3 separate regions of the Mus musculus genome follow, and regions 1 and 2 are each linked to region 3. The links are chromatin loops, found by intact Hi-C in ENCODE. Cell type or tissue: gastrocnemius. All regions are shown on one strand. Links, peaks and the distances in the headings refer to the core of each region. The heading gives the core; the rest is flanking DNA.

Evidence for each region. A loop is a pair of places that touch in the nucleus more often than their neighbours do. Peaks named below come from ENCODE experiments on the same cell type or tissue, not always from the same donor. Only the 100,000 strongest peaks of a DNase experiment are listed, where the experiment ranks them.
Region 1: it touches region 3 in a loop (6-fold over the local background); 11 of 42 quality-filtered maps call a loop at or near these places.
Region 2: it touches region 3 in a loop (9-fold over the local background); 15 of 42 quality-filtered maps call a loop at or near these places.

Annotation. Positions count from the first base shown.
Region 1 is chr11:54,417,391-54,428,383 of GRCm38, forward strand. Meikin (meiotic kinetochore factor) reads left to right here. Exons shown (of 14, transcript NM_029105.2): 13 at 340-460; 14 at 9,258-9,400. The coding sequence ends at 9,289. Among named protein-coding and RNA genes, the nearest start is that of Fnip1, 15 kb to the right of the region's middle. In gastrocnemius, for the core only: a CTCF peak has its summit at 5,793 (motif pointing left); no DNase peak of the experiment used is centred there; H3K27ac peaks cover 3,046 bases.
Region 2 is chr11:54,530,868-54,541,860 of GRCm38, forward strand. All of the region lies in intron 1 of Rapgef6 (Rap guanine nucleotide exchange factor (GEF) 6), which reads left to right. Among named protein-coding and RNA genes, the nearest start is that of Rapgef6, 14 kb to the left of the region's middle. In gastrocnemius, for the core only: a CTCF peak has its summit at 4,265 (motif pointing left); a DNase peak (open chromatin) is centred at 4,255.
Region 3 is chr11:54,302,524-54,313,516 of GRCm38, forward strand. It overlaps Acsl6 (acyl-CoA synthetase long-chain family member 6), which reads left to right and starts at 1,301. Exons shown (of 21, transcript NM_001033598.1): 1 at 1,301-1,399. Gm51861 (a long non-coding RNA gene) reads right to left here and starts at 1,178. Exons shown (of 3, transcript XR_003949553.1): 1 at 837-1,178. In gastrocnemius, for the core only: a CTCF peak has its summit at 5,080 (motif pointing right); a DNase peak (open chromatin) is centred at 5,095; H3K4me3 peaks cover 352 bases; H3K27ac peaks cover 4,437 bases.

The DNA.
Region 1 (10,993 bases), core at 3,264-8,263, 120 kb after region 3:
CTGGGGCTTCACTCCACCATATGGATTCTTACCCTCTGGAACCATAAGCCAAACTAAAATCTTTCTTTTATAAATTGCTTTGGTCTTTGTGTTTTATCACAATAGGAAAATAACTAAGATAATTCATCATTCCTTTTTATTTTTCAATACTAAAACCATTACTAAGCCATTCCTTTGACACGGTACATATCCTTGTTTATTTGGGTGTTACTTATTGTTTTCTGATATGATTCTGTCAGTCTAACCAAGAAGACTGAGACTATTTGTACTTTAAATTAGACAGCATTAAATGTAATACTTGGAGGAATTATGCAATAACTACTTTTCTTTCTTTTTCAGTTTTCTCCAAACACATCAGAGATCTGTTGTATTATTAGGTCATCACCAGGAACCAGACAGATGAGAAGGAAAGACCCTGCTGTGAAAAACAGATGTTCTCCTCCTAAAGATGTTCCTCTAGGTATGAGCTTAGCGTAGTGTCCTCATTATATAAAGTGTGGGTTTTTTTTAATGAAAAGATGCTTTCTGTACACAGGAAATTAATTTATAACATGTATCTCAAGATTTTATATAAAACAGAAAAGATAAAATTACAAAAGCCTGGGCAGATTTCATAAACTGAGTAAAATAACTTTTTGAAGATGCATACTTCATCTTTTGAAAACTTTGCTTATGATATTGATTAAATATATTTATCTAGGATGCTGCTCTTTCAATAATTTGAAATTTTATACTGTTTAAATTTTATTTTAGTTGTATTCTTTTAAAAGACAGGGTTTTTTATTTGTTTGTTTGTTTGGCTGTTTTTTGTTTTTTCTTTTCTTTTCTTTTCTTTTCTTTTCTTTTCTTTTCTTTTCTTTTCTTTCCTTTTCTTTTCTTTTTCTTTATTCACCTGGTATTGGTTGAGTACTTCTGTATTAGGCACCATGCTAAGAATCTTAGCATCTCAGTTCCTCACCATGACTATAGTAGATACAATTAGTACTGTTATCCCACTTTTATACACTTAAAAGTAGGAGATTTTAAGTGGTAGATATTATCAAGTGGTTGTGGAAAATTTGGCCATTCAAGGCATCTAACATCAACTACACATTTTTTTTTCTAATTCCTTAGTGAAGCTGAGGAAACGCTCATGAGTGAGGGCCCAATGAAACAACTGAAATTTAATGTATTTTCTATATGTCCACTGTTCACTCTTGATTTTTGTCCTCATTTCTACCACAGTGTTGGCTTTGAGCATGCTTCAAAGTCATGGAGAATTCTCTTTGTAAATGACTGCCTGATTTCCTAAGTCAATACTGCTCATTTTATACCTAATAATTATATTACTGAGGGTTGCCCGGAGTATCAGAACAATTATTAATAAGTATCTGTTTCTCTATGGATACTCACAAACATAAAGTGTTTAGTACTTCTGGGGGAGGTTCTTTATATAGAGTGTGGAGGAGCAATAAAGAACCTTTCCTGATGTCTCTTGTGCTCAAATATGTAAATACATATGTGATAGATAGATAAGTAGGTAGATAGATAGATAGATAGATAGATAGATAGATAGATAGATAGATAGATGTTTTATATTAGAGGAGACTTAATACAGGAATTGGTCAAATGGTTATGGAAGCTTCAGAATCCAGTGGCATGCTATCCAAGTGCTAGAGAACCAGAGATGCCAGTAGCATTGCTAAGTCAAAACTCAAAGACTTGAGAACAAGGAGTGCCTGTGGTTGGTGTAAACTCTTAGCCAAGAACGATGAGCAGTAACCATGCATCATAGTTAGGATTTCCATTGCTATGAAAGGACACTATGACCAAGACAATTCTTATAAAGGCAAGCATTTAACTGGGCCTGGCTTGAGTTTCTGAGGTTTAGTTCATTATCATAGCAGGAAGCATGGCAGCAGGTAAGTAGACATGGTGCTGGAGAAGGAGCTGAGAGTTCTGTATCTTGATTCAAAGGCAACCAGGAGAGGACTGTCTTTCTGGCAACTAGGAGGTGGGTCTCAAAGCCCACCCTCACAGTGACACGCTTCCTCCACTAGGCCACACCTACTCCAAAAGGCCACACATCCTAATTGTCCCACTCCCTGGGCCAAGCCTATTCAAACTACCGCAGCATAACGCTTAAAACTACTGTGACCTGATAGTTCTTCTACTGAACCGATGAGTCCATTACTTTTTAATTCAACCTCACTCAAGTTCTCAGGCAAAAAAAAAAAATCACACTGGTTCCCTTCTGAATTTTTATGAGCTGGATTGTCACTGTCCGCATTTCTTTCCACACTCTCTGGAGTTTTCCAAACTCCCACTAGAATGGCCAATTAATCTCTGCTTATAAATTCTAGGACTTCTTTAACCCAGAGCTCCAGATTCCTCTACATTCCTCCCACAAAACAGTCCCAAATGCCTAAGAACTGCACAGTCTCATTTATTGGAGCAGTGACGACACTCTTGGTACCAACTTCTCTTTCTTTCTTTCTTCCTTCCTTCCTTCCTTCCTTCCTTCCTTCCTTCCTTCCTTCCTTCCTCCCTCCCTCCCTCCCTCCCTCCCTCCCTTCCTTTTTTTTTAATTAATCATTCCACTCGTTTACATCTCAAATGATATCCTACTTCCTGGTTACCCCTCCACAAATCCCCCATCCCACATCCACCCTCTCCCTGCTCCCCTTTGCCTCTGTGAGGGTGCTCCCACACACACACTCTCCCCCTTCACTGCTCCAGCATCCCCCTACGCTGGGGCATCAAACCTCCACAGGACCAAGGGCTTCCCTTCCCATTGATGTCAGACAAAACCATCCTCTGCTACATATGTATCTGGAGCCATGGATCCCTCCCCATATACTCCTTGGTTGGTGGTCTAGCCCCTTGGAGCACTGAGTGCTCCCACCAGCCAACATTGCTCCTCCGAGGGGGTTGCAATCCCCCTCCACTCTTCCAGTCTTTCCACCAGCTCCCCCATCAGGTTCCCTGAGCTCAGTCTGATGGTTGGCTCCAAGCATCCACATCTGCATTAGTCAGTTGTTGGCAGAACCTCCAAAGGAACAGCCACACCAGATTTCTGTCAGCAAGTGCCTCTTGACAACAGCAACAGTGTTGGGGCTTGGTGTCTGCAGACAGAATGGAGCCTCAGGTGGGGTGGTCCAAATATCTGACAAGAAGCAATTTAAAGGGAAGGAATTTATTTTGGTCCATGGTTTAAAAAGAAGTACAGTCAATAATGATGGAGAAAACATGGTGGCAAGAACATGAGACAGGTGGTAACATTATATCTGATGTTAGGGAGCAGAAAGTGGGCAAGATATAAGCCTGATCTATAAAACCTCAAAGCTTTCCCCTAATGACCCAGTTCCTCCATGAAAGTTCCATTTCCTATAGGTTCTACAGCTTTCCAGAATAGTACCACCAACTAGGTGATGGTCTCGTAAGGGACACTTTGTATGCAAACCATAACAGGATGATACCACTCTCACTCTGTAAAGTAGCCCATAAATTCACATGTAGCAGCTTTGGCAGAGTGCTATATGTATAAATGGCATATTCATATCCAAAGTGTTTACCTTGTAAGAACAAAACACTGCCTTTTGCAAGATAAAAGTTTTTCAGTGTTGCTGACTGAGCACTTCAAGATGTACTGCTATCATAGAGCCAGCTAAGTCTGTGTTGATGAGCCTGTGCTCCCTGCTACCTAGTTCATTATAAACAAGGACAGAGAGGATACCAATTAGATTCTTTCCTCTTTCTCCAACCTTGTGCTGACGGAGGTTGCTAGGGAAAAAAGAGACTGACTGGTATCCATAAGCATTAATTATACTATCCATTTGATTATTAAGAATCCTTCTCTGCTGAGGTCACCATTTGGTATATATTTGTATGTCATCCAAATAAATATATTCATGGTTTTTGTCAGTTTAGAGAACTTTATACAATGCCTCTTCTCAAATGTCTTTTCTTCTATTTTTCCAATCACATTTCTTCCAAGTCTCAACCATCTATCCAAACCTTGGTTAGCACCTATGAATTGGTATGCATCCAACAGCTGATCTTTCCTTCTTCCAGCAAAACAACAACCAGGTACACTTCTCAAAGTCCTGCCCCAGGGCAAGCAGATTTCACAGGATTTTTTTTTTTTTCTGAGACATATCAGAGGGACTGGTCAGTATTTACCAGATCTGATCTTTTTTTCCTAGCCAGCTACCTATAGAACACTCCCCATGACCTTTAAATGTAGCCTGGATGAGAGAAGATAAAGAAGTTAAAATACGGGCTATGGCACTTGGATCAGTTCTTTATGTGACCTACTTGTACCTTCAGTGAATGCTTAAGGGCAATCCTATGTGTATTAGTTTCATTTGGCAATAAAGATCTGATCTTCACTTTGTGAAGTCATGTAAAATACAGTAGTGCTCAGTAACATAGTGGTCCAGTGTTATGGCCCATTCACAGGCTAAATTTTTCTTCCGTGTTTTAGTATTTATCCACCAATGATAGCTGAACTTCAGTTTTTAATCCTAGAGGCCATACTGTTCAGCTTTAGGTCCTGCCAAAAGATCCAGGCAACATCTCTATTTGTCAGGGACACTGAATCTACTGGATGGACCATGTAGTGCAAGTGTTAGAGCATTTTGCACCATAGCTTGTTCTGAGCCTCTTGTTAAATTGTATAATATTTTTAGGTCATTTGGTAAATGGGCTAAAATAGTACACACAAATAAGATACACATTGACAACAAAATCCATAATGGCCCATGAAGGAGTAGGAATATGCCTTTTCTGGTTATGCCAGAACTATGCTATGCTTCAGGGGTCATCTCACAGTACGGGACCCCTAGGAGCCCTGAGATAGAAGATTCCTAGCACAGTTCCACTTGTCAGCAATGATGTCTCTGTATGTTCATCAAAAGATACAGACTACAAGTCCTTCTATCTGGGAAATCCCAGAGAATGGCCCTGACCAAAGTCCATCTCTTGGTCAGTATTTAATATTTAATAAAGCTTGATTTAAATTTGCACCCCCAAAAGATACAGACTAGAGCCAGATTTAGGGGTGTACATATTTAACTCCAGCACTCAGGAGTCAGAGACAGGTGGGTAGATCTATGTGAGTTTTTAGGCAACATAGATCTCTGTTCTATGTAGCAAATTTCTGGCCACCTAGGGCAAAAGACTTGTCTTAAAAAAAGATATAAACTAGAATATTTATTGGTCATAATAATTTGAAACTACAATCTAGCCAGATGCGCATCAATTAAAAATAGGTAAGTCAACTATAGTATGTTCATTCAAATGCTACACAGTAATAATCAACATAGAGTTAAAGGAAACTGTTTTGTTGGATCATGTTAATAAACTTCACATAAGATATTAGACATTCTTAGGGAGCATATTTACTATTATTTATTTATATTTGTATAGCAAAAACCAGGTAAACTGAACTCTGAAGGAACTGGGAGTGGACACCTCCATTAGAATGATGGTTTTAACTAAAGAAGTTGCTACAGATAATTTTATGGTGCTGGTTATGTTAGCATGTTACACTTATGAAAAATCCTCAGGCTGAACATATGTGTGTGTTGGGGCGGTTGTTTATATGTATGCCAATAAAAACTTTATTAATAAAAATAGGAAAAGTATTGATCTTTGTAGGTCTGTCATACTAGTTTATGACATCAGATATTGTCAAAATTTGGAGGTTAAGTAACAAATCCAAATTAAAATGTTCATGGGAGATTTAGATGTTCACAGCTGGCCAGTGAATTTAGAGACCCTTGATGAATGGTGAACTGCTGCCGCCATCTCCTGGCTTCTTGCTAAGAGCAGCCTCCTCACCTGACTGCCCTTCGACATCTTGCTCCTTGTGTCTGCCTTTCGTTTAGTAAAAATAGCAAAGCACCAAGCTAACTTGTGATCATGTTATTTAAAATATTCAACAGCCTATTCTTAGCATTGGCATTTAAAGTTTTCTCGATTTGGCAGTAACCTAATCAGGGCTGGAGTGTAAAGTTCATTTTGATGATCTAGGACCCTGTACATATGACTGAAAAGGGAGCGTGTTGACTAGCACTATGTTGCCTAAAGAAAAAAAAAAACTTGGTTTAAGGAAACACTAGCCACAAAAATGATGGGACAGGGAAGGCAGAGTGGTACATAGGTTCTGAAAATGGTGTCTACTAGGTAGCAAGGCCTTAGAAAATGTCTACATCAACACTTCACCTTGATAGTCTTCTGGCCACCAAAACAACTGAATACCTGATGAGTTATAGGTGCCAGAAATAAGGCAGAGGACTCTGACTCATGTTAAAGTTTCCAGGTGATTATAATAAACACTAAAATATTGAGAGTCGTGTTCTTTTCTATTTTCTCCCTCTACAGATGACAAATTGTTTTCACCAGATTGATAAGTGATTTTTGTCCTAGTTTACTCAACAGATAATTACTGGCCAAATCAGAACTATATGTACTGTATAAACCTAAAAGAGAATACTCTTTTTGTTGTTGGTGGTGGTTGGGTTTTTTTTGTTTTGTTTTGTTTTTGTTTTTGTTTTTGTTTTTGTTTTTGTTTTTGAGAGACAAGGTTTCTCTGTGTAACCCAGCCCTGGTTGTCCTGGAGCTCACTCTGTAGACCGGGCTCACCTTGAACTCACGGAGCTCCTACTGCCTCTGCCTCCCAAGCACTGGGATTAAATGCATGTGCCACCATACCTGGCTAAGAGGACACTTTTAGCCTTGAATCATATAATCATATAATCACATATATATATATATATATCCCCTTCTCTTTCTCTCTTGATAAAAAACTTGAGTTTTTAGATAATGATAGTGGATAGAAATGGACACAGACACGCAACAAATGAGGTGGAAATAATTCTGTGTAAGTAGCAGAGTGATGGTAACAGAAGTCTTTGGATAATTCTGACACATGAGCAAATTCCTTAAAAGTCTATGGATTTTAGTATGCTACCTGTAAAATTGGTTAAATAGTAGTTGTTACCTAAAAGAATTGTAAGGCTTATAGACAAACTATGTAAATTATCTGGAAAATATATTAACCACTCATTATTAAGTTCTATAGCTCAGTGAAGAGCGCTTCCCTGATATATGTGAGACTCTGGGTTCAATTCCCAGCACTACAAAAAGAAGTCACCTCGTGTGCAGTAGGATTTGCTGTTAGGTGTTTGATTAGTTCCTCAAGTGTAGCTGACATATCTCTTTTGAAAATGTTAACTTGGTTTTTCTTAAATTGCAAAAAGTCTAAAATATGTGTGTAGTTGCTGTATCTAATTATACACTTGATTATGCTATCTCACATGAAGAATAATTTGTCAAGTAAGAATATATCAAGTAGGTATACCAAATATATATAGTTATAACAAATATGTATAGTTATATATAGTTATAGTTTTATAGTTATAGCAAATATATCACAGACAGACATACTTACCTACTGTAATTACAAAGAGGAAGTATGGCCAGTCAGTGCCTTAGAGGAAAAGAAATCAACATGTTTCGACATCATAAAGAATTCTCAAGCCTGTTGTTTGGTTGACATGCATCCATGCATATAAATATGGAGTTCTGTAGTTGGCCGACTCATTTGGGAAATACTCTTGGAGTGTGAATGTCATGTTCTAGATGGTTACTTTCTGAAGTTGATATAGTTGCCTCCTTCTGTCAGTTAATAAATAATCTGATAGAAGATATCAGATGACTAAAACAACTCTGATGGAGACATGTGTGCCTTAATAGAAATATATATGGGATGCTATTAGGGTACACAAGGAAGGGGGTCTCCTTTAGCAGATGATCTAAGGCCCATGGAGAACCTTGGGTACAGGCCTTCTAAAAGGAAGTATCAGTATAAATATAAGCATAGATGTCTAATGGTCTTCCAAGGAGTTGAAATTAGTTATGCCTGCTGCCCTTGCAGACTTGACCTTTGAAAAACTTAAGAATTGACTTGTATTGGGAGGTAGATGGTGGAGCATCTCTGAGGTCATGCTTACTTTCTACCTTATTCTAATCAAAGATACTTTTTAATTGATCATTTTCTCAAGAAGGTTTAGATTTGGAAGAAGTGAGCAGAAAGTAAAAAGGGTGGTTGTGACTTTTGTCAAGTCCATATGAACAGAGATGGGAAGATAGACCTGTGCTGGTCTATTTCCAACTATGTTACTCAGACCACCGGAATACTTATAAATACGAATTCTCAAGTTATTGATTTGGAAGTCTGACTCAGGAATTCTAAGAACCAATCTAAAGAGTTGATAGGACTTAGTAACTAACCAGTCACTTGTAAGGAGTGGTAAGAAAAGATGACTGGAAGATGACGCCCAGATCTCTAGTAACTTTTAGTTCCAGAAGTGAGGCTTGATAGTTTATAACCGGGAAAATAAAGGTCAAATCTCTGAGTGTGAGCATATGAAGGTGACATGAAGGCGAGGCGGGGAAATTACAGGGGGGGGGGCGGGTGCCAAGTGACAACATCTAAGTTAGTACACCTAACACAGTGAAAGTGGCTTTCCCAACTTAAATAATTTGTGAAGCACTTGAGGATCGTGTTCAGGTGGAGCTTTTGCTGCAGCTCCTTTAGAGTGGTACCGAAGGATCCTCCATTCTAACACAACAGTAAGACTACAGTTAGATGTGGCTGCTATTACTGGTTTCTGGATGGGTCCCACTTTGAGTAGCAATGGATCTCTGGCTTATAATCACTTTCCTGACCATCTGATATTTGGTAAGATCATTTTAATCTTACTCACAGATTCCAGCGGGCACAGAGCATGACTATGATAGCAGGGTTTTCTGAGGTGCAAGAATGGAACGGTGACAGTGGGAACACCCTTAGGCGTAGTCTGCATTCGGGTCTCCTGCTGTCAGCTCTGAAGGGAAATCTGCAACAATGTCATATTTGGGAAGAAAGCGAATGTTCCTGCAGCCTGGACTAGGGGAATGAAAAAGAGTGGTAGACAGACGTGAGGTGTTGCCTAGATAGTCACGGAGGGGAACAAGGACAAGCAGCTCAGGGCAGAGTTCCTCTGGGCTACAAGGAGGGGCTACGAAACCACACCGATGCTTCCATTATCAGCCTTTATCAGGTTTCCCTCTAGAATGTTACTAAGCAGGTCTCTTGATGTTTCCAGAAAGAACTCTGTAGGAAGCAGTGGGTGTGGTGCAGGCAGGGAGAGCTCTCACCCTTGAAAACTGGTTATTAGTAATGATTGGACACTTGCTTCTCTACCAAATAATATGTCTTTTTTCTCTAGATATTATAATGAAGACAAATGGCAGAACATAACATCTGTGACTGAATTTTCACTGCTTTGAAGATGTGAATGTAAATATGAAATCCATAGAAGCAGAATGTCTGCCTGAAATTATATAAAATTAAAATTCTCTTATTGTTTGCGATAAACTGTGGGGAAATTCTCCTAATGGTCTTGTCATTTGCTTTAGTCAGTTAAGAAAAGAAACATTCTCCCATATTCTTCTTAAATGTGTGTATGTGTACTTTAAATATGAACCAGTTAGATGTTATTAGAAGACCATGCACCAAAATAGAAGATTTTGTGCCCATTATGGGCTCTCATCAGGTTCCTTCCTTCCTTCCTTTCTTCCTTCCTTCCTTCCTTCCTTCCTTCCTTCCTTCCTTCCTTCCTCCCTCCCTTCCTTTCTTTCTCCCCAGATCTGTCCTTTGTATGGATCAAAAGTAGTAAAGTCGTTGAAGTGCTAAAAATGAAAATGATTATATTACAAGCTATTTTTAACAGAACTTAATTGAAACCACATGAGTGAGAGACCTAATTCCAGGTCTGACTAAAAGAAACTCTACACTCAAAAATTGCTGAAGCAGGAATATATGGTATGTACACTCAATCATACACTAAGTATTTAATATGTTACCTCATCTCTAAACTATCGTCAGCACTCTCTGTAGGGCTGTGATTGTGCTTGTCCCAGTGGTTTCATGGTATAACTTGTGGCATCTGTACAGTGCCTGTCCTAAGGAAACAGAAGCCTGTTGTCAGTGAACAGAGTACAGTTGTATAACTTGGCGAGATGTTAACCCTGATGTTGGGACTAAGGCCACACATAAAAGCAAGAAGTTTCAAAGCTGCTCCAGTAGCAAGGAAAAGCATAAAACTTTCTGTTTAATCTGAGGTTAAGTGACCTATACACTCTTTCTTTTTAAATAGCAGTCCTATGAAAAGATTCTTTTAAATGTTCCGAAAAGCTCTAAGCTACTAAGAAAGCACCCCCACCCCCCCTTTTTGTTACTCTGACTTCATCTGGAGGTGAACCATGAAAATACAGAAGAGAGTGTTAATGATGGAAGAGGAAGCGAGTGCAGACGTGTTTTCCAGATCAGTTCAACTAAGTCAGCGACTCTTATAACGGTTTTAAAAGCAGAAATAAGATAAACTGTTGGGGAGTGAGGACCAAGACAAGGTCTGTTTCCTGTCTTCACAGAGTTTAATCGAAGGGAAAGTGCGTTACTCGGTACTTCCCAGGTGGGTGGTAGGTCCTGTGAGAAGCAGTGTGGTCTGGGAGTGGGGGGATTAGAAGGTATCCATCTTTGGATACATGTATATACATACGAATGTCGCACATGGAAGTCAACATTGGCTGACTTCCTCAATCGTTTCGCATTTTATTTATTGACACAGGATTTCTCAGTTGAACCCAGAGCTTGCCAATCAGCTAGTCTAGCAGGCCAGCCTGCCCCAGGAAGCCCTGTCTCTGCTTCCTAAGTTCTGGGATTGTAGGTGGCCATCATGCCTACCTAGCTTTTATGTGGGTTCTGGGATTACAAATACAAAGTTCATCCAGCAAGCCTGATAAGTAAGTGCTCTCTCCACTGAGTCATCTCTCCAACCCAAAAGTTTCTTTCTTTGCATTCTCTTCCAGTACTGGGTATTGAAACTATGGCTTCCTGTGTACTGGCTATGTGCTCGATCTCTGATCTATAGACCCTGCCCTTTCTTTTTAGAACTGCATTTAT
Region 2 (10,993 bases), core at 2,279-7,278, 230 kb after region 3:
ATTGGTGGTGATAAGAGACCAGCATAACTGAGGTGAAATCTTCTTTGCATGATCCCTTTTCAGTCCTCTGCTGTTAACTGAAGCTTCACCTTTACTAATATGGCCTTTGCTAGCGTCACACAGTGCCAAGCCTCAGCTTCTTCCCTTCATGCCTTCAAAACTATCTCTGGAAAACAGCTTCTTTGTGCTCTCAGAAGACACTTCCCAGAAGATTAAGCTCTCTCAAAGCCCACCCCCACTGTGACATACTTCCTCTAATAAAACCACACCCACCCCAACAAGGCCACACCTCCTAATAATGCCATTCCCTGGGGTAAGCATATTCAACATACTACATACACTTCTAACTTTGATAACTTTGCTTATATGGTGCTGGAAGCACAGTTTGAAATGCACCAGAAGGAAGATTACTAAGCTAGATCAGATTTGATAAATGGAATAACTAACATAGCAGTGTTCGTTCCTGGAGAAGGAGAGCCTAAACTACAAATCAGTTTCCTTGACTTGCTAAGTTTTGGGTGTTGTTTGTTTTGTTTTAACCTGTTCTATAAAGTTAAGTTCCTATTAATAGGAAATGACTGAAGATGTGCACCCATTTTTCTAAGCTAATCTTTGAGACTGTCTTTGTGCCCTAGATGACCTGGAATTGCTCTGTTACTCAGGCTGGATTTGAATGTACAAAGATCTTCCTGTCTCTGCCTCTTAAGTGCTGGCATTAAAGGTGTGTGCCACCACACCTGTCTGTTTGGGTTTTTGGAGACTAAAAAATAAAAACATTTCTGAATTTAAAACAAAACAAACAAAAAAACAACAAGAAGAAGAAGGAGCAAAAAAACCCAAAAAACCAGAATGGTTATCCTAGCTCACAGGAAGGTGAGGCAGAATGATTAGGAGTTCAAGGCTAGCTTCAGCTATAAGTTTGAGGCTAGCCTTGGCTACATAAGATTTTGTCTCATAAACAAACATGAGAATGAATTCTTCTTGTAGAATTCCCAGGTTTTAGAGTCATAAGCAGCACTCATTTGCTCTTCTGGCGTATGCTTCCAAAGGCCACATTCCTAACTGTTTGGTGTAAATGGTAACTTAGGCCGTGGGAGAGATTCAGGGCTTTGACACATGGCAAACAGTAAGATTGATTCTATAAAACCCCAAACCATAGTAGAACTTGCATAACAGGGCAACAGGTATTTTATTTGATATTTGTGGGGAGAGGGAACATCATTACCAAAATGAGGCTTGCATGTGCAAAGGAACTGAATTCCAAAGAAGTAAAATAAAATTTCTTGTTCAACTTGGGGGTCCCTGATGGAGGAGATGGAGAAGGGACTGAAGGAGCTGAGGGGGTTTGCAGCCCCATATAGGGAGCAACAGTGTCAACAGGCCAGACCCTCTGGAGCTCCTGGGGATTGGACCACCAACCAAAGGACATACATGGAGTGGCCCATGGTGCTGGCCACATATGTGGCAGAAGATAGCCTTGTTGGACATCAGTGGGAGGAAAGGCTCTCTGGCCTGAGGATGTTCAATGCCCAGGGTAGAGGAATGCCAGGGTGGGAGGATGGGAGCGGATGGGTGGAAGAGCACCCTCACAGAGGCATGGGGAGGAGTGATGGAATAATGGGTTTCCAAAGGGGAGACCTGGAAAGGGGAAAACATTTGAAATGTAAATAAAGAAAATATCCAAGAAAAAAAGGAAATAACTGCAGGAAAAAAATTCTTGCTCAAGCTATATGACTTAACAGGGTCTTTTTTAGCACTGACTTTAGTTAGAATAATAAACAAAGGTAGCTTCTTAACTTTGGACTTTCTGTTGTTGTTGTTCTTGTATTGATACCTATATTGATGCTTCCTCTACTAATTAGTGCTTTTAACTCTTTTATTGCTTTAAGACAGTGTCTTAACATAACCCATGGTGGCCTTAATCTGGTGTCTTCCTGCTTCAATCTCCTGAGTTCTGAAATCACTAATATACCATGTCTGGCTATAATAAATAAATGACATTCATTTAATAACATCTTATACAGTAAAGTTGACTCTTTGTATATTAGTTACTTTTCTCACTGACAAAATACATATCAAAAGCAACATAAGGAAGAATTATTCTGGCTCACAGTTTGAGGAACAGAGAGAACATGATGGCAGGGAGGCATGGCAACAGGAGCTTTGGCAGCTGGTCACACTGCACCTCCAGTCTGAATGCAGACAGGTGCTTGCTGGTGCTCAGCGGACTTTCTCTTTTCTTGTCAGTCCAGGACACAGCCCATAAGGTTGATTGTGCATCCATATTAACTTTCTAGAACACCATCATTAGACAAGGCCTAGGGTGTATTACTACTTTCTAAATCCTGTCAAGTTGACAATTAAGATTGGCCATTACACTGTGTACCTACAAGTGTAATTTTGGAAGGCCATACAACTGCAGATTGGGAATGTTTTCAGAAGGGATGTGGGCTGTATTTCCATGGTATAATGTTTGCCTGTAATGTGTGAGTTTTTGGAGTTTGATCCCTCACCAATGCAAAAGTAAAAGAAAAAAGTATTGTAGATGAGATTGTGTCTATACTGAACACAGACTTTTTTCCTTTGTCATTCTTTAATACCATATCACAACATTTTACCTAACAACTTCAGAACTGGTGGTTTGATTAAGAATGGCCCCCATAGGCTCCTAGAGTGGAATGCTTGGTCACCAAGGAATGACATTATTAAAAGGTATGACCTTAAAGAAGTGTGTTACTGAGGGTGGACTTTGAGGTTTCAAAAGCTCAAGCTCTCTCTCTTTCTCTCTCTCTCTCTCTCTCTCTCTCTCTCTCTCTCTCTCTCTCTCCTGATTTAGACATGCTAATAAATGGACTAAACCTCTGAAACTGTAAGCCAGCCCCAATTAAATGGTTTTCTTTATAAGAGTTGCCATGGTCCTTGTGTCTCATCACATCAGTAGGGCAAATACTTTCTCATCACTGCCTTAGTTTTTCAAGGTAAAACTAAGACCACCAGAGACCATTACACAGAAACTCTTAAAACTGAAAAGAAATTCTTTATTGCTGGCCTGCAGCTGCATTGGGAACTTGCCTACATCATGCAGCCCCAAGCCTTTCTCTTTATGCACCAAAAACATATCCTGGTTGTCATAGTTCAGATAGCAGGAAGCAGAACTACAGAAGCCAGAAAGCAAGGTTAGTACATTTCGAGACTTCCTGGAACTGTAGACTAGGTCTTTGATGGGTTACATCTATGTTCCTGTTTTGGCACACTTTGAGGCCTACATGTTATGATTTACAGTCAGAACGTTGCTTCTAGCATAGTGTCTGTGTTTCTAAGGTCTGGGGGCCTGTTACATTAGCTATATCTCAGAGGTTCTGATAAATTGTGCTTTGATTTTCATTTGAATCTAGGTATTTTTACATTTCCTCCTTGAGTTCTTCATTGGTCATTCATAATTGCTCAGACCCATTACCATTCAGAGAGAAGAAGACAAACTACTATTAGCAGCAAACTGCAACAGACTCTACACAGTAAATACACTTGACAATGGATTGAAGCCCACTGATGTCATCTGTTAATTATCACAGGACATAAAATGACAAGGTTGCATATAATGTGCTTTGAAGTTAAAATCATTTAAGGTCCAGCACTGGGGAGGCAGAGGCAGGTGGATTTCTGAGTTCGAGGCCAGCCTGGTCTGCAAAGTGAGTTCCAGGACAGCCAGGGCTATACAGAGAAACCCTGTCTCCAAAAACCAAAAAAAAAAAAAAAAAAAAAAAATCGTTTAAGGGGTTAGTGTGGATATAGTAAGTGGATGAAATAAATGAAGGGGAAAGGCAGGAAAAGGGAGAAATACATTAAAAGAAAGGAAAAAGAAGCAATAGAGAAGTATAGAAGAGAAGAGAAAAGAACAAGAAATTAGAAAAAAATTAAATGAAAAATAAAGATTTCCCAATAATGAGAAAATTCAAAAGCGAAATTAGGTAAATGCAAGAAGGGGACTAAAAAAGATAAGATCATCTAAAATAGCTTAAAGTGCTATTTAAAAATAGTGTGGGAACGAGGAGGATACATGGCAGAATGATATAAGAGAAAAGAGAAATATATTGTTCAATAAATTTCTGTGCGTGAGGGCTGGAGGGGGTCAGTTAAACTGGGTTTCTGTCTTTCCTAGAGCTTATGCTGTTGCTGTGTTTCTTAGGTAAACTTGCGGTGTCTAGCACTGCTGTCTTCATTGATAATTTTCCTTGTCTGAACACCAGCGGCCTCTGCTGGCCATACTTAAATTGCACCCTGTGGCAGGTTCTCTCCCCTGGCAGAAGTTCTGTTGGGAATGTTTCTCTCGGGTACCTCAAAAGTGTGAGAAAAAGTCAAAGCACATGGGAAGGACATGTCTCCGTACTTTAAAGATCTCCTGGTTTTCAATCACTCTGCTAGATTGATATGTCAGTGGTTCTTTAGTACACCACAGAACCTCCAACGTTCTCAGGCTCTTTTGGAAGTGTTGATGGCTCCAGAGGTTGATGAGCTACTGATCTCAGGCTATCAAACTCCAGAATCATTTCAATAAATGAACTATTGATAAGAGACTATCATCCTTATGTACTTGCCTGCTTGGATGAGTCCCCCCAATTCCCTGTGCCCTTCAGCTTGCCAGCCTTTATCTAGCTCACTGTTCTCTATAGCTGTTTTCCTGGGCCTTCCTTCATCCTATGTCTTTGGCAGGCCTGATTGCAGTTTCCAGACCTCTGGTTCCCCACTCAGCTTAACAATAGGTTCCATCTCAAGATGGTATCTGGCTCTGCCATTGGGGTCTAATGTAAAGTGATGAAGTGGAACTTCAGTTTATATTGATTTTTCCACCAAAGGAATTTGTTTCTCACCAGAACCTCCCAACAGGATTTGAAGCTTATCAAGGCTTTGTACTTTTCTTGACTTGCTTGGCTTATCTTTTGCCCTTGCTTCTCCCATTCCCCGCCTGGGCACAGATGCTATGCTTGCCTACTCTTTTTGGTTAATCACATGTGGGTTTTTTTTGGCATTTTCAGATATTCTTTCACTCCCTTTGTGGATTTCCAAAACTCTTTCATGTCTTTTTCTGTTTGGGATAGTCTTGTCTTCTGACTTATTCCATCTGGTCAAATACCTCTTGCAAGTTCAGGGTGGTAGTGGGGGGGGGGTTGTGTAAAGTGTCAAAGGTCATTGGTATTTTGATACAGATTACATTACATTGAGTCACTAAATTACTTTGGGAGGCAGAAACATTTTAAACAGTTATATGGAATTTTTCTACTTTGTAGATGTGCTTGTGTACATAAATGTATGAATACATAACATGTTCATATGTTCGTGCATTTCGTATGCATGCATTCCTCAGTAGTATTTTATTTATTTGGGTGCACATATATTTAGGAAAGTTACTTTCTCTGCTGAATTAATCCCTTATCATAATACAGTGATATTTCTTGTCTCTTTTTACTCTTGACCTTTGTTTTTTTGTTTTTGTTTTTCTTTTGGATTCCATTTTAATGATAGAAGTATTCCATTCCTTTACTTTGCATCTGTATGTGTCCTTAGAGTTGACCTGGATTTCTGATAAGCATATAGAGTAGTTTTTCTATTTAATCATTCTTTGTGTGTTTGGGAATTGTTTATTTGCCTATAATACTGAGGATTGAGCCTGAAGCCTAGTACATGCTAGGAAAACAGTATTATACCCCGAGACTGTTTAGCTGGGGACCTTAACTCACTCAGATTCAAAGTAATCCTGGAAAGGTATGCTGTTACCATAATCATTTTGTAATGCATTCTCTAGTTTTGTTGTTGCTCCTATTTTTTTTCTTTCTCCCTTTCTTGTAGTCTTTCTTGATGGTTTAGTGCTTTACTTACTATTTGGCTCGAGTAGTGTGGCTTGATTCTTTATTACTTTTGGTTTGTATATTATAGATTTTTTTCCTTATGGTTTCTGTGATGCATACAAACATCTTTTAGTTTTAACTATTTTTAAATTGTAGCACTTCAACATGATCATAAAGGTACGAACAAACCAAAGGAACAAGAACAGTTGTTTTAATCTAGACAGGGGTAGGGCCATGATAATATATATAGTTTATGCACCATTTTTAGCAATATTAGAGCATCTGGATATGTCTGTGTAAGGACTCTCACTAGTCAGCTTTGTACTTTTTCCATGTTCTCTTATTTGTCAATCTCTTGTGGTTTGAAGACCTTCCCTTTACCATTCAAGATGTATCTGATGGGACAATATCCTCCTCTTGCTTTTGTTTGTCTGGGAATGATGTTATCTCCTCAATTACGTACAATATTCTTTTTAAAAAACATTTATGTGTATGTGTGTGTATATTTTTTTTTTCCTTTGAGTGTGTAGGGGAAGGCAAACGATGTGTGCCGCTGTGCACATGTGGAGTCAGAAGAGTGCTTGGAAGAGTTGGTTTTCTCTTTCCATCTTGGGTATTCCAGGAATGGAATTCAGGTTTTATGCTGGGCAATAGGCAGTTGTTTTAATATTTCCCTGGCCCTGGACACACTGTTCTTGATTAATGGTGCTTTTTCTTCAGTGATATGAAAATTTCATGCCACTTTTTTCCTGCCTTGTAAGATTCCTGCTAAGACTGCTATCATGAGAATAGGGATACTTGCATGTGTTATTGATATATTTTCATGTACAGTCTTTTAAATATTTATATGTACACATGTGTTTTGCTAACACATATGTCTTACACTACTTGTGTGCCTGTAGAGGCCAAAAGAGGACATCAGATGCTCCTGGAACGAAATTACAGATGGTTTTAAGCTGTCATGTGGGTGCTAGTAGCTGAACTCAGTTCTCTGTAAGAGCAGCCAGCTAAACCATCTCTCCAGCCCTTAAAATCTTTTTTGTCTTTCATTTTGAGAGCTTAACTATAGAGATATCTTGGTATAGACTTGCTTTAGTTAGATATAACTGGTGTTACCTTTAATCTTTTATTATATATGGATATTTGTATCCTAATACAAATTCTGGGGTTTTTTTCACTCAACGTGTTTTCTACTTTTTTTTTTTTCTTGCCATTTTTAAATTCTTGGGACCCTGTAACTTGAGTACAGAGTACAGGGTACTCAAGTACCTTCTTTACCATCACAAAGGATCCATAGTTTTTAATTTTTTCCATGTACTTGTCATGTATTTTTCTCCCTGGTGTGTGTACACTTTGGTACTTAAGCACAATTTAAGCCTAGGTTTGTCTTATGTAGATTCTATATATATCATTTCTTGGTGTGTGTGTGTGTATATATATATATATACACATACATACATACCAAGAAAGTATAGTCTTTTATCTGCAAGCTTCTGCCTGAGGTCCTGTAGGCCCTGCTGCCTCATCTTTAGCTCCACGTTTCTTTCTGATGTGTATTATATGACAGTGCAGGATTCAACCTTGTTCAGAAAAGAATCTCTTTGGATAGATCTTTGATCCTTGGGCTTTTATGTCATACCAGTCGCCATCAATACTTGTAAGATGAGTAGTACTTTTAAACCCACATACTACCAGCACAATACATAGTGTCCTATGACCAAGGGTCACAGTGCTATGAGCTGCCTGTTGCTGAGGTGGACTCCTAGCCCAAGATGACTGTAACCAGTCATAAGTATTAGTTTTCTGATTCTGGGACTCTTCAGAGACACTGTCTGACCAGCCTAGCACTAAGTTACAGCATATAGCTTTGTGCTTACTATGCTGTCCCATGGTTTGGGTCTTATACCACACTGTGCTGCCAAATGTTGGGATAGTGTTGATGAAGGTTCAGTCCTGATCCACCAGGCTGATTCTTAAGCCTGGTCAGGCCTTACATGCTGAAGCTTAACAATCTCAGGTGCACTGAGGTCCATAACTGCTGGTAATGAAGGATGTGTCTGTCCTGCTAGCGTATGGACCTATCTGGCACTTTGGCAGTTTGAGAGAGACAGTGCCTTGGCTACCAAGATGCTAAGCTGTTTCATACCTGAGTCTCTCACAGCTATAGAGAACTGTACTACTTTAGTAGATCAGATGTGCCGTGGAACCAGTCCAAGGCTGGAAACAATACAGGCTGAAGCTGGAGTTTTGATTTACCCATACACAAATATCTCCCTGTTGCAGGAGCCAGATTCAAGGCTCTTTGTGTAAACTTTAGCCTGCATATAGGGCATTCAGTTTCTACAGGTGTTTGGTCTCACTTTGGGCCAGGCATAGAACTCTAGGACAAAGCCTTTGGCTAGTTTTTATGCTCTGTTCCCTAGCAAATGGAATCTTATTTTCCCTCTACTGCCTGAGGTTGAAAGAGGTAGTCAACCTCCTGACCTAAGCATTGTTGTAATGGATAGTGGGCTGCTGTCAGGGGTCATGTGACTTTGCCTAACGCTGGGTTTTGCCATGGCAGGCCTGGCACTGAGTATCAAGTCTAAGATATGGGTTTAACTTCTTCACTGTACCCTAAACAAGAGCCCATTGAATATATCTACAATAAATACTGTAGGTTTGGATTGTTTGAAGGGTGCAAGAGAGCTTGTTTGTTTTAGGATGACAGTGACGCCATCACTCACCTTCACACAGAGAAGTTTAGAAAGTCTGGTCATGCCTTAGTTAACAATGGGGATATGTTCTGAAAAAAAAATCATTGGGCAATTTTGTGATTGTATGGACTTACATAAACTCAACATAGTACAGCTAAATCACTTTCTGTGGCATCTGTTTACACAAGAATCACACAGACACACGAGTCTGTATTGCCCTATGACATAAAGTTAAGAAATGTAGTAAGCATGAGTGAGGCTTGTGCCAGTATAATATGGCATATGCTATTTGCAGTGAATTTTAATTTATTTGGCAGTGTTACGGATGAAACCTGGAGCCTTATGCATGCTAGTTGGGCATTTTATCCCCTGAGCTATATCCCTAGCCTTTGAACTTTTTTTCTCTTAATGTCAGTACAGGCATACTCTCAAAGAATTATGTGAAATAGTTGGGAAGATATTTTAGTCAGTAATGTGTTTACCTTGCTTGCAAGCGTGAGAATCTGAGTTTAATCCTCAACTCATGTGAAAAATCAGATGTGATAGTATTTGTAGGATTCTTGTTGTTAACCATGCAATCAACCAGCATTAAGTGAATTCCAGGCCGGTGAGGGAGACTATGTCGCCAGTAATAGGTAAACAAATAAGTGGTAGCAAAGGAACAACACTCAGAGTTGTCCTTTGGCCTCCTATGTACAAATGTGTGCATGCGTGAGCATACAGAGCACCAAAATAAGGTATACTGAAACAATCTAAACCAGTGATGGAGACACTTACCATAATCAATATTAATTATTATATATAACTGTGTTATTGTGTTTCTATACAACTATCAGGACAGAAGCTCTGTTTACACAAGAATCACACAGACACACGAGTCTGTATTGCCCTATGACATTGTTACATCTATAAGGTCACTAGACAATAGGGATTTTTCATGTCCACCATAATGAGGCCACCATTGTGTATATGGTTGCTAATTGCAGTGTGTGACTTCACTTTTTTGCTTAGCTGAAATCTCTTATTCCCAATCCTAACCTGGTCTTTGTTCTAATGCTCTGAATTTCCACAGTACTTTGTTGGTACAGTTAAAGAAACAGATGCTAGTGATTTGGGGTGTTGTCATGTCCCAGATGGTTAATTTTCTGTCTTCCTCCCTGCTTCTCCTTTCAGGCTCCATCAGTAGCTTTCAAGTACACTCTGTAAGTAATTAGCATCCCCTTTCTAGCATTTGAATTTGTGACTGCAAACAAAATTCTATAAGACTTTCAGTTTGCTTCCATTGGTGTTTTTCCATTTTCCTTCTTTCTTTCTTTTTTTTTTTTTTTTAAAGGAGCTAAGTGAGGTTTGCTAGGATAGATTTTGTTTCTTTTGCATACACCAAGAAGCCTAATAGGTCATGTATTTCCTCAATCTTGTCTCATAGTTGTTAACTGGTACAAAAGCCCCAAGAAACTCCTTGCTACCTGTGTTTAAAAAAAAATACAAGTAAAAAAAATAACTACCCATGTGTTCTGGGAGTTGTCTTTTTATGAAGGCTTGGTGTTTTGTATCTATTTAGGTTGATGTATTAGAAGAACTGGCATTTAGTAAGCATCCTAGTTCTTTTGCTTTTATCCCCAAGTTACTAGACAAATAATGTAGAGTGACATGGTGCCTGCCTGTAAACCTAAGCATCAGTGTGTGAAGACTTGCCTGTAGGGCTTTTTAAACTAGACCGGCAACATGGAGACATAATCCCTAAGATTCTGGGCCTGAGAATGCATTTTTTTCCCCTAAGCTCCCAAGTGTTGCTAATTTAGGATTTCTTAGGACTACATGCACCAGAACTCAAACTCAATTCTGCCGCCCCCTGTGTCTAGGAGTGGGCTTTTGGGATAGTCTTATTATGGTACCTTGGCTGACTTGACATTTATGATGTAGGATAGGCTGGTTTTGAATTCAAGGGGTTAATTCCAGGACCATAGTGGATACTACATCTGTAGATTCTTAAGTCCCTTATATAAAAGTGCTTTATTGCATGTAACCTCTATACACCCTCTCATATACTTCGTAGTTTCTCTAGGTGACTGGTAACTAAAAACTATGTAAGTAGTTGCTATTCTATATTGGAGTACTACGTAAAAGCAGCTCTATTTCTCCCTGGTGATGAAGATCAGTTTATTCTTTCAAATCAGCAGCTGCCCTCACCTGTTGCTTCTTAGGTCCTAGAGTTTAAAGTTACTCTGCTAGCAGCTTGTACTTGTAGTTCAGTAAGAGTCTTGTACTGCTCTTTTCCTCAAAAACTGTATACAATCTTAAGAATCAAGATCTCTAAACCTGCAGAGTCACACTCAGAAATTCAGATGTATTTCTTATGGAGTAAACTTACTTCTCTTTTAATCTAGTTATTTACCTGAAAAAAATATTTTTCCTTTTTTGTTCATCTTTTGTTTTCCCATTTTGAGACAATAT
Region 3 (10,993 bases), core at 2,734-7,733:
AGTGCATATGATCAGAAATTGCAATGGGATAAACCCTGCTTATGGCTTCATTATATTTAAAAAATGTGTGATGATATTCTGGCCAACTCCCTAGGCCAGTCTGACTTGAAACCATCTATGCCCTCTCCCAAGCCTAGAAGTGTCCCCTGACGGGGTCTCCACCTGAGCAGGCAGGCCTTCAATTAGTTCGCTACTGCTGCTGGGAATGCAGGAGGGATTTCTGATTGCTGTGTCACCCACTGGGAACAATCCTGCCACATCACCTCCATGATCCTCTCATAGAGGTGTCTGCCAAGTTTAAGATTCCAGCAAAACCCTTGCCAGGAAGAGACTGGCTTCAAGCAAGAGCAGCCCTCCCAAGACCCGGTTCCTGTAATGGGAAAGAATGGTCTATTGTAGAGACTCACTGTAGATGTTTCTGCAGACTGTACATCTCTAAGGTTCACAGAGATAGGCCAAGAGACACATACCAAACTAAAGATGCAGGACCACCCCCTCCCCAACACATAGAGAGACACACAGATAAACACAGACACACAGATAAACACATACAGATACACACACAAAGAAATTGAAGCCTAGATATGAGTTCAAGTGCACAGAGAGCATCCAATCTCACCTATCCACCCCTTGCTTTCTGATCTCTAATGTCTGGTTTCTCTCCCTCTTACTCCTGGTATGGGTCCTTGTCTTAACCAGTGCCTGACCAAGGTCTGTGCTGCTTGAGCGCTGTCCTCGGTGCTGGAAGCCTAATGAGTCCTGAATGCTTGAAGAACGAGGGGACCTTGGTGAAATCCACTTGAAGATGTCCATCGAGGCCCCATCAGAATACCTACCTTTATTATTTTAGAAAATCACAGAGCCAGGCTTCCTCCTTTTGTTCCCAGACAAAGGGATTGCAACTCTTCAGCTCACTCTTCAGCTCAGCAATGAGACCACCAACAACCTAGTGACCGTATGACCATTTATCACAGCTAAGAGGAACTTGAGCTCTTATGTACCACACATATGCATCACTGCCTGTGTCCTTGGGAGACACCTGTGATTCCATGTGGCTGCCTGTGTCTTCATGAGACATGCCTGGGGACATGGCAGCTGGTGAGTCTTCCCGTGACCTTGTGTGGCCTCCAACCTGACCTTGAGCATTCTTATTAAGTGTGGGTATTATCCAATCTAGCCTCACCTTGATGCCCCCCCCCCCCCCCCCGCCCCATCACTCCCTTCCCTCTTGGGTTTGCAGATGTGGCTCCCAGCAACTACAAAATCAGGTCCTAGGGGGCGTCTGACTCAGCCAGGAACCGGCACTTCAGCATGTGCACTTTCTGGGACAGAAGCCCTGGACCCCCGCTGCCATTTGAGCCTGCCTAGCCATAAAACCTTGGAGGCCGGTCGTGTGGAGGTAGGGTCGTTCATGGGTGGAGGCACGGTGAGGTAGGAGCGGCAGTGAGCCCGTGAGCCCCTTCCTCCAGCCCGTTTCCCCCAGAACGTTGCGGGGCGGGCGGCCCAGCCCCTCCCCCAGTCGGGCTCGGCAGTTCGGATGCCGCTGTCTCTTTGCCCAGGAGTCCCGGCGCGCTGCGGGGCTGGGAGTCGGGTTCCGTGAGGAGCGCGCGCTGCGCCCTCCCCCTCCCGCCGGGTCTCCGCAGCGGCGCGGGGAGGCGGGGGCTAAAAATACCCGGCGGCGGCGGCAGCGGCGGTGGCTCTGGGGCTGCGGGGCTGCGGGCCTGGGAAGCAGTGCGGGCCGGGCTGGGCCGGCTCACCGACATGCTGACCTTCTTCTTGGTGTCGGGGGGTTCTCTCTGGCTGTTTGCCGGTAAGTCCCGGTCCGATCCTGACCACCATTTCCGGGAAGCTGTAGTATCTCGGCCCAGGGTGCGGGTGTGACATCTCCACCTTGCGGAGCCCTCTGCTGCGGCTGCTGAATTGTCCCTTCAAGGTCCCCGAGGCGCCCCCCAATTCTGGTGGGGGTCCATGGGCAGCGTTGGGGAAGCAGCTGGGTCAGCCCGGAGGAAGGGCCTTACTAGCTGAGACCCCCATAACCCCCCTTCCGTTCTCAAGCTCCTTTCTCCTTGTGGTGAGAACCGGTGATCAGATTAGGCCCCGTGCCAAGGGAAGGGCAGACTTTTTGTGTCTGTGTCCATCTCTAGAGACCAAAATCCAAGTTATGTTGCCCCCACCACCACCACCAAGGTCCCTTGGTGAATTGTACGGCAGAGCTGACCTGGGTTTCCTGATCCAGCCAGAAACCTTTCTCACTAGCGGTCCCTGCTGCCCTTTAGCCAGAGGACAAGACTGGTTACTTGCCCCTTAGCTCTGCCCAAGGCTGTACCCTGGCTTCCCCCCTGCCTCACCCCTTTCCCTCCCTCATCCTTGCACCCTCTTTCTTAGGAAGCTACAGGACTCCTGATAAATCTCTGCATAGTACTTTCCCCAGATTCCTACACCCATACCTGTACTCTCCCAACAGGCCCACCCCTTACCAATACTACTTCTCAGCACTGGCCTCTCCCCTCTCCAAGCCTCCGGCTAATACCTCTAAAGGGTTTCCAGCCCCACCTCGGCCCCAGCTCTGTGCAGAATCTCTAAACCTGATAATGTACGTGAAAATGCTTGGCCTAGCCCAGGCCAAATGCTCTCCCCATGCTAATATTTCTTATTTGGTATTCGGATAGCACCATCAGCGGTGGTGACAAAGTTGTTTCTGAGCTAAAGGAAAGGCAGAGGTTGATTCTTTTGTGAGAATCATGTGTTTTCATGTGTGAGTTTTTTTTTTTTTTTTTTTAATATTCACTGTGAAACCTAGGAGGTTGGTGGGACCTCTTCTATTGTTGAGATTTAAAAACTGACTTCCCCAGTGCCATATGGATAACACTGGGCAGATTGGAATTTGATCTCAAGTTTTAGCTGATCAACCCATGCCAAGTGCTTGGTTATATCGTGTCTGAACCTGAGGGGATGGTGGGCCAGGTAATTATTTTTCCCGCCCCCACAATTGTCCTGAGTTAGGCCACAGGGGCATAGTCTCCCTGAGCTGGGGAGACTAAGGCCTCTCTAATCCCTTCAGCTCCCTAAGCTCCTTCTGTATGCCAGTGTCTGGTGACAGGCTGTTCAGGGCCACTCTGGTCTTGCCAACAGGCAAGGATAGGCGAGAGTTGGGATCATGGATAATCAAAATATGATGATGATGATGGTGGTGGTGGTGGTGCTGGTGGTGCTGGTGCTGGTGGTAGTGGTGATGGTAACATACACTATTTATTGCCTACGTGACAAAATTGCCTATGAGCCTCTTCTCAGTACCTGGTCCTCTTTGTTCTACTCCAGGAAGAACCCCACCCAGCATGGGTTCAAAGCGTTGGTCTTTGGTTCAGAAGTTTTTGTGGTTCCAGGAAGGTGTCCGGAGGCTACAGGGCCACTTGTGATAGGGATCATCAGTAGCCTGTGAGAGAAGCCCCTGAGTGGGAGGGCTTCTTGTCTATAACTTGTATACAACCGTCACTGAGTCAGGGTGAGCTTCTGTCATGCTTCCTTGGATAAGAAAAGGGGGCACCTGCCTCACTGAGGGGTTAGACAAGGGCTCTGAGAGTCAAGCAGAGCTTTTCCTGTGCTCGGTGGCAGCTGCTTTCACAGAGGCCAAGCTGCTCTGATTGCTGGAAGGCAGAGTCTGACATGTGCTTTTCCTTAGATGCAATACCCCAGATACATGCATGGTGGGGGCTTTATAGGTCATGTGCCTGCCCTTCTTGGGGCTTTGCTAGATCTCAGGCTTTCTCTTGGGATGGAAGGGTGGAAGGGTCTGAGAAATGTGCATTCACACACACACACACAACACACACACACACCCCTAAGGATGAATTCTGCTTTGTAATCTACTTTATAGCCCAGTGTAGCTCCCAGGTTTCTGCCACTCTGTCAAACAGGAAGATGCTCCTGAGCCAATGCCTGTGTGCTTTTTGCTACTCAGTGCATCCCTAGGGAAACAAACCTTGGTCTGGCAAAAGTTGACCTCAAGGGCTTTCAGGGAAAGATGGGGGAAAAGCAGCCTGGAAGAGCCACGAGCTCTGGGCTGCACAGTACCGAGCCATTCCAGATCTAACCCGAATGTTGAGTTGTAAACAAGGAGACAAGGATATGAGTCCAGCATGAGTCATGTGCTCAGTCTGGTAATAAATATGCCCACCATTTCCCAAGCACTCAGAGGACAATGGGATCAGTGGGTTGGGATTCCTGCCCACCTCTGTGACACCTGTATGTGGACTGTAAAGAGGTACCACTCTTGATACATTACTAAAAGGTACCCCTTCCTTCAGGCTGATGTAGCTCTAAACTCTTGTATAAGATCCAACCTGCTTAACTTCAGACCATACCTACCAGTGATGCCTGTATGGATTTCTGCAGGACGTGGGGCATTTATCAGAGACAGGTAGCCAAATACCAAATAAAAGAAGTCAGAGCTGTCGAAGGTATGCAGAAAGGACTGTGATGGGGCTGAGTTTTCATGTCTTCTGCCTTGAGGACCTGGGTTGTTGGATGGGTCCTAGAGGAGAGGATTTTTTTTTATCATAGAGCACAGAAGGACCCTTTGTTTAGGTACAGTGGCCAGGCTAAATCAGGAACAATCAAGACTGGAGGCAAGGAGTGTTGTGTAGGACTGTTAAGTTACGAGAATATATGTAGCCCAGGTTGGCCCGAGTGGCAGCTGGGCTCCAGAAGGAGGCAGAGATGAACCTCCAGTTCTGACTCCTGCTCTGGGGACATGGACCACACCCTATCGGAGTGGGCCATGGCTACAAGAGGCTGATATGACAGATCTGGCCCAGCAGGCACAAACATGCTCAGTTCTGCCCTATCAGATCCCACCCCTAGCCCCAGACTCGACTAGGGCAATGAGTCCTGGAGCAGTCAAATGAAGCCCAAAACAGTGGCTAAAAATTGGGGCTGATGGTGAAGCTCCAGAAAAATCAGGTATTTGGGGCATGACTCCCAAAGGAAGAAAGTTTGAATTTGTACTCAAGCCTTTACCTTGATTTTTTTTAAGCTGCTTGGCAGCCTGCATGGGCATAAGGCTGCACTAGGAAGAGCAGGCTGGCACCAGGGGGCAGCAGAACCCAGCCATCCTGTTCCCCTGCTGATTCTCTGGGGTTTGTGATTCTAAGGTTGACCTTCTTGAAGCTGAACTTGGCTCAGCTACAGATGCGATAGAACTCAGGGCTGTTCTGTACACGGGGTAGTACGGAGAAGGTCTGTCTTGTTTGCAAAAAGAAACAAGTTTCATATAGTAGTAGGTATGTTGTTTATCTAACCAGCACCTGACACACAGTAGGTACTTAGACATTCATTGAATGAAAGGAGGGAACAGAGTATAAACATATCATCTGCCTGACCTTGCACACACTGTACGGCAATCAAAACGTTTCTATGGTTCTGCAAGCTTCCCTTCAATCTTCCCACAATGCTGTGTTGCTGTTGTCACCACCTACTGCATGAAGCTCTGAGGCCCAGAGGAATTTAAGCGGGAAGATGCCCGTAGAAGCAGAGGGTCAGAATGTCTTCCCAGACTTGCAGTCCAGGAGAGAGCCAGGTTTCTAACAAGCAGAAATGAAGTAGAAAAAAAAAAAAAGCATTCTAGGCCAGAGGGTCCTGATGGGGTGAGGTCAGCAACAGAAGTGTCTGAAGTTAAAGTTAAAGTTGAGTGCCTACAATCCCAGCCCTTGGGATGCAGACACAAGGAACTCAGGGATAGCTTTGACTGCATAGCAAGTTCCAAGTCAGCCTGGGGAATACAATATTGTCTCTCAAAAAAACAAACAGATTGGAGTGTGTGCTGACTGCTCTACCCAGCATAGCTGAGAAGGATCTCCAAGGCAGTGGCCTCACTGTGCAGGGACAAATTCTGGTTAGTCCCTGATATTGTCAGGAGCTCTAGAAGTGAAGGAGAAATATGGATGGATGGATGGATGGATGGATGGATGGATGGATGGATGGATGGATGGATAGATGGGTGTATGGGTGGATAAGTGGATGGGTGGATGAGTGGATAGATGGATGGGTAGATGGGTGGATGGTGGGTGGATGGATGGATGGATGGATGGGTGGATGGGTGGGTAGATGGTGGGTGGATGGATGGATAGGTGGGTGGATGTCTCACAGCTTCAGGATAGATGGTTTGTAGAAGGGAGATTTCTCTGAAGGCTCTTGCTTCCTTGTAATTCCAAGATCTAGTCTCTCTACGGTCAGGTAATTCTAGGTACATTGCCTAGCATACTTGAGAAGACGATCCAGTCAAGTCCCTGCCTTTGTGGTGGCCCTTACCTTGACTTAGCCATAGTTCTCACTCACCATCCACCTGATCTCAGGATCTGGCCTGAGGCTGTCCTTAGGATGCCTGGATATGGATGGATTCCTACCACTCTCACCTATCAGGTATAGCCATACCCAAGTATTCTCCTGACTCATTGAAGACTTGGGATCTATGAGATGTGGGAATAGGCAACACCATATTGCAACAGAAATTCTGAGCTGAACTCCCCTATCTGTTCTAAGATCTAATCGATAATCTCAGATCCTGGATTGTTTCATTCCAACTAGACCCACTGTAGCGGTGAGTTCTGCTACACCAATTTGGCTCCCAGTGGGTCGAATGTGCGCACCCGCCCAGGAGCTATCTTTGGATCCTGGAGTGAAAGACACACAAACACATTAGCTTATTTTTAAAATGCCTTGGCTACCTCAAAGGCTTGGCACTCCTAAACCTTCCCCTGCTACCCCAGGCCCAATCGGGAACCCCACCCAAATTCTCACATAGCTTGTTGGCGCTCCTGTAGCTCTCCTCTTCCTTCTCTCATCACATCATGGCGGTTCTTCTCTGTGCATGCACAACTCTAGGTGTCCTACCCCGTGTCCAACCATTGGCCACTGACATCTTTATTGATCGATCAAAAAGCAATTGGGGCACTTGGACATTCAGATTCCTGGTTGAATCAAAGCATTAGAAGAACATCTCCAACAACCCACCTGACTCTATCCATCTGCCCTTCCCAGAAATGTCCTTCATCCTGCCCCACCCTAGACTAAGCATTCAGGTAGAGGATGTCTGTGGAAGGATAGGAGTTGCTAGCTTGTGCTCTGCCCTGTCAGGCTTGCATTCCAAGCTGGCTGCCTGATGAGGCTTTAGAGCAATAACAATCAAAATCTCAGTTTCCAGACCCTGAGATAAGCAAATCCAGATTGGGGCCCTTTGGAGCCAGGAACCAGCCCAGTGATTAGTGACTACCAGGGGGAGGAGGGACAAGGAGAGAAAAAAGCAACCCTTGGTTGAATAGGCAAACCCTACTAACTGGCTCACAGCACTGTCTGTCTCTCCTATGGATCTGGAAGGAGTAACCCGGACTGAGCCTGTTATCAGCCCCATTTCTCCTACTACATTGAACTGTTGGGACTTTGACCCCCCTGAGAGATCTACCTGCCCACCTACTCCTGCCTTAGCTCCAGCTGCAGACTGGTGTGAACACTGACAGCAGGTTCTGAGGAATGAGCAGAAAAGCCAGTCGACACTGAGGTCACACAGAAACTGGACAGGAAGGTCGGTCCCAGGCTATATGGCAGGACGGTCAGAGCTGAGACAGAGAGAGCAGCAAGGTAGGATGTGGGCCAGCCAGTGAGATCAGGTAGGGAAGTACTCAGAGGTAGACAGGATGTTCTCAGGCCAGTGGAAGGAACGTACTTATCAATGTGGGAATAGGGGTGTCAGGCAGGAACCATCCAGGCTGGCAGGGACCATCATGGCTTCAAAAGTAGCAGCCCCACTGTTCTATTTCCAGAGCTAGGGCCTCATGAAGCCATCTAGACTCTAGCACTCTGCTTAGCAGGCAGAGAATTTCAGTAGTGAAATTCAGCAGATTGGATGAGGTTTTCTGGGATAAACCCTCACCTCACCCCTACTCAGCTATCACTCTGCCAGCTTTTAAGCCTGGCCATGTCTGGGGTCCATGCTCTTCCCTTTGCCAGCAGACTAGTTGGGGATTTAGGTGTTTGTGTTCCTGGTCTCCGTGTTGCAGGCCGGGCAGAGGATAGGATATGACTTGTGAAATTCCCATTTTCTGGGCCCACAGAGTCCTCTCTCCTCCTCTTCCTCTGCCTTTGATTCTCCTCCCTGGGTAAGTTCTCTGAAGTTTCATGGAGACACATCTGGCATCTTGGCTTCATAAATATCCTGTACGGCCCCACCCTAAAGTAGGACAACAACTGGAGGCAGGTGGGTGGTGGCAAATGGCCCGTTTCCTACCAGGGCTGGGCCTTTTCATAGGCCTCAAAGCCAACAAGGTCACATGCCTTGGATTGTAGGAGATCCATGTAACACCTCTCTCACCCTTGTGTGGCTCCAGAAGGACATGTTAAGGCCCTGCCCTGTCTATGCTTTTAGGCTAAATGATGCTGCCTGTATCACTGATTCTTAAGGCAGCATTCTGAGCCTCACATGGGTCTTGGTGACCCTGGGGTGTCAGAGGTGAGGGGACAGAGACACAGCAAGCCACTGTCACAGAGACACAGCAAGCCACTGTCACCCTCAGCAGCCTTAGAATCCCCCTAGACCGTTTAAGAACCTCCAAACCAGGACTCTTGGCTTCAGTGTGGAAAAGAATTTTGGGACTCTCCAGTTCGAGTTGAGACTTAAAGATGCCTTAACATAGGCAAAAGCCAGAGGGTTCAGAGGAAGAGGTGTACTCAGAAAGTAAGACACACCCAGAAGCTCGGGCTTGAGCTTCTCAAAGAAGCGTGTTAAACTCAACAAGTTGATGAGAAACCCTTCACCTGTTCTCGTCTTTATGAGTTAGATGGCTCGGAGATGCCTTGAATGAAGTTATACTGATCAGATGAAACCAGGGGCCCCTGGAGGGTGCACAAGGGCATTGGTATGCTTCCTTTTCATTAAAAAAAAAAAAGATTTTCTGGTGAGATTCCTATAAAATTTACAGCTTTACAGCTAGGAAAGGGGAAAAAAAGGCCTTAAGCAGTTGCCGGCTGTGTTGGAATTCTTGCTTGTGGTATTGTTTGCTAGTGTGGAGCTCTGACTGTATTTCAGAGTCAGGAGGTCCAGACCTGTCCTCATGTTTCCCACGATCTCCCTGCCTCTCCACCCTGAAGAAGCAACAAAAGCACCTGTGACAACACTGTGAGTTCTTCTGGTTTCTGGCCCTGGGCCTTTCCCTCTGTTCTCCCTTAGCATTCACCATAAACACCACAAGAGTTATCAAGGTCTCTTTATAAAAAAACAAAGCAAACAAACTTGTCCTCACTATCTCAGCCATCGATGTTGCTGCTTCTGAAAAGGGACAAGATCCACAGAACTGCAGGAGGGGTGGTCCTACTTGCTGCCCTAACGGTGATACCCCACCCCACCCCACCCCGTGCTTTCCTCAGTGGCCAACAGAGGCTTCTAGGGCACTCTCCAAAGATGCTGGGCTCTTTTCTTTGGATGGGAAGTCAGAATTCAGGGATGTGTACCCTCAGTAGGTCAGCGTCAACAGCCTCCAATAGCATTCCCTGGACCGGCTGGGGCCTTCACTTCGACTTGGTCTGAAAGAGATTTTTGTTTTCTGGTGAGAACAGCCCTGGCCTGACCTGGCTGCAGGAGCCAGCAGCAGGAGTGCAAACCCTTTCATGTGACAGGCCCAGAGTGGAGTGATGCCGGCCTGCCAGCAGCAGGCCCTCCCCTGCAGCTTGGGAGGCAGGGCGTCCATTTGCATATTTCCCCATTCATCCTGCCCTTGAAAAGGAGGCCTGAGTTCTTAGTCCCTGGCCCAGCCAAAAGCCCAGAACTTGAGCCCTAAATTAACCCTGTGGGCCAGAGGCTGAGGCTGCAAGTGCTAGCTAGCTACCACCCCTGACCTCCAGAGTACTGGTGCAGAAGACAGCAGACGTCTGTTTATCAGCACTGCCTGGAAGAAAATTCCCTTTTATTTCTTCCAGTGGCAGCTAGGAAATGTGGTAATTTATCTTTGTTAGGAAAAGTACCTTGAACCAAAGATAAGACTGATTAATTTATTGTTTAATATGTAAGGTACACACACACACACACACACACACACACACACACACAGACCTTACCTGGAATTGTGGGTAAAGGAGCCATCTGGGTTCCAGGCTATAACAGCTGCACTCCTGGCTAAGACACAGCCTGCCTGGGACATTTTTGTATCTCTAGGCCTCAGGGTATCTACAGACCTTGCCTTGGAAGACACGAGGCACAAACTTGCCAGCTGTAATCTCTTACCTTATGTGACTTAATGTCCTCCCATTGGCCTCAGCTTGCACCTCTGGTCCTTGTTACAGCCAGGCACCTGCCTCCTTCCCTACACTGAGGGATCTTGGCAGGTACAAACAGCTTACAGGCTTTTGTACTAACTCATTGTGTCACCCTGCCCCAGCTTAGCTGTCCTTCAGGTCCCCACCCTGGCTCTCCCTCCATTTCTTTCTGAGCAGTTATCCCCCAAGGAAGCAGCAGTGTTCTTAAGTGACAGTCAGGCAAGCAGGGCACTGTTTAGTTTGCCCCTTGCCCCTTAGCAACCTCCATTGTGTCCTTCCAGGATCCTTTCTTCCTCAGGGAACATGGTCCTATCGAGAGGAAGCTATCCATCCCCCGTGTACCTTGAGCACATGTTCCCACCAGGAGAGCAGATGTGTCCTTCACCAGGCTTGAGCTTGCAGCATTTGTGACAATGTCCTCAGTCTAGGCTAGCAATGAGATGGACTCCTGGCCCTGAGGCCAAGGCAATCCAACCATGGACTTGACTGAAAGGGAAAGGATCTTGATATGCCTAGTACTTGCCTTCCTGCACAGCGAGCCCTAGCCTCCATCTGTGTGGTGATCACCTCCATCTGTGTGCAGTGTGGCAGGAGGAATATGGAACTTCAGTTTAGCCACAAGCCCTTAGTCCATTACAGCCACCATTTCTAGTCATTCTGCCTGGTAGATATCTCCAAAGGGGCAGCTACCATT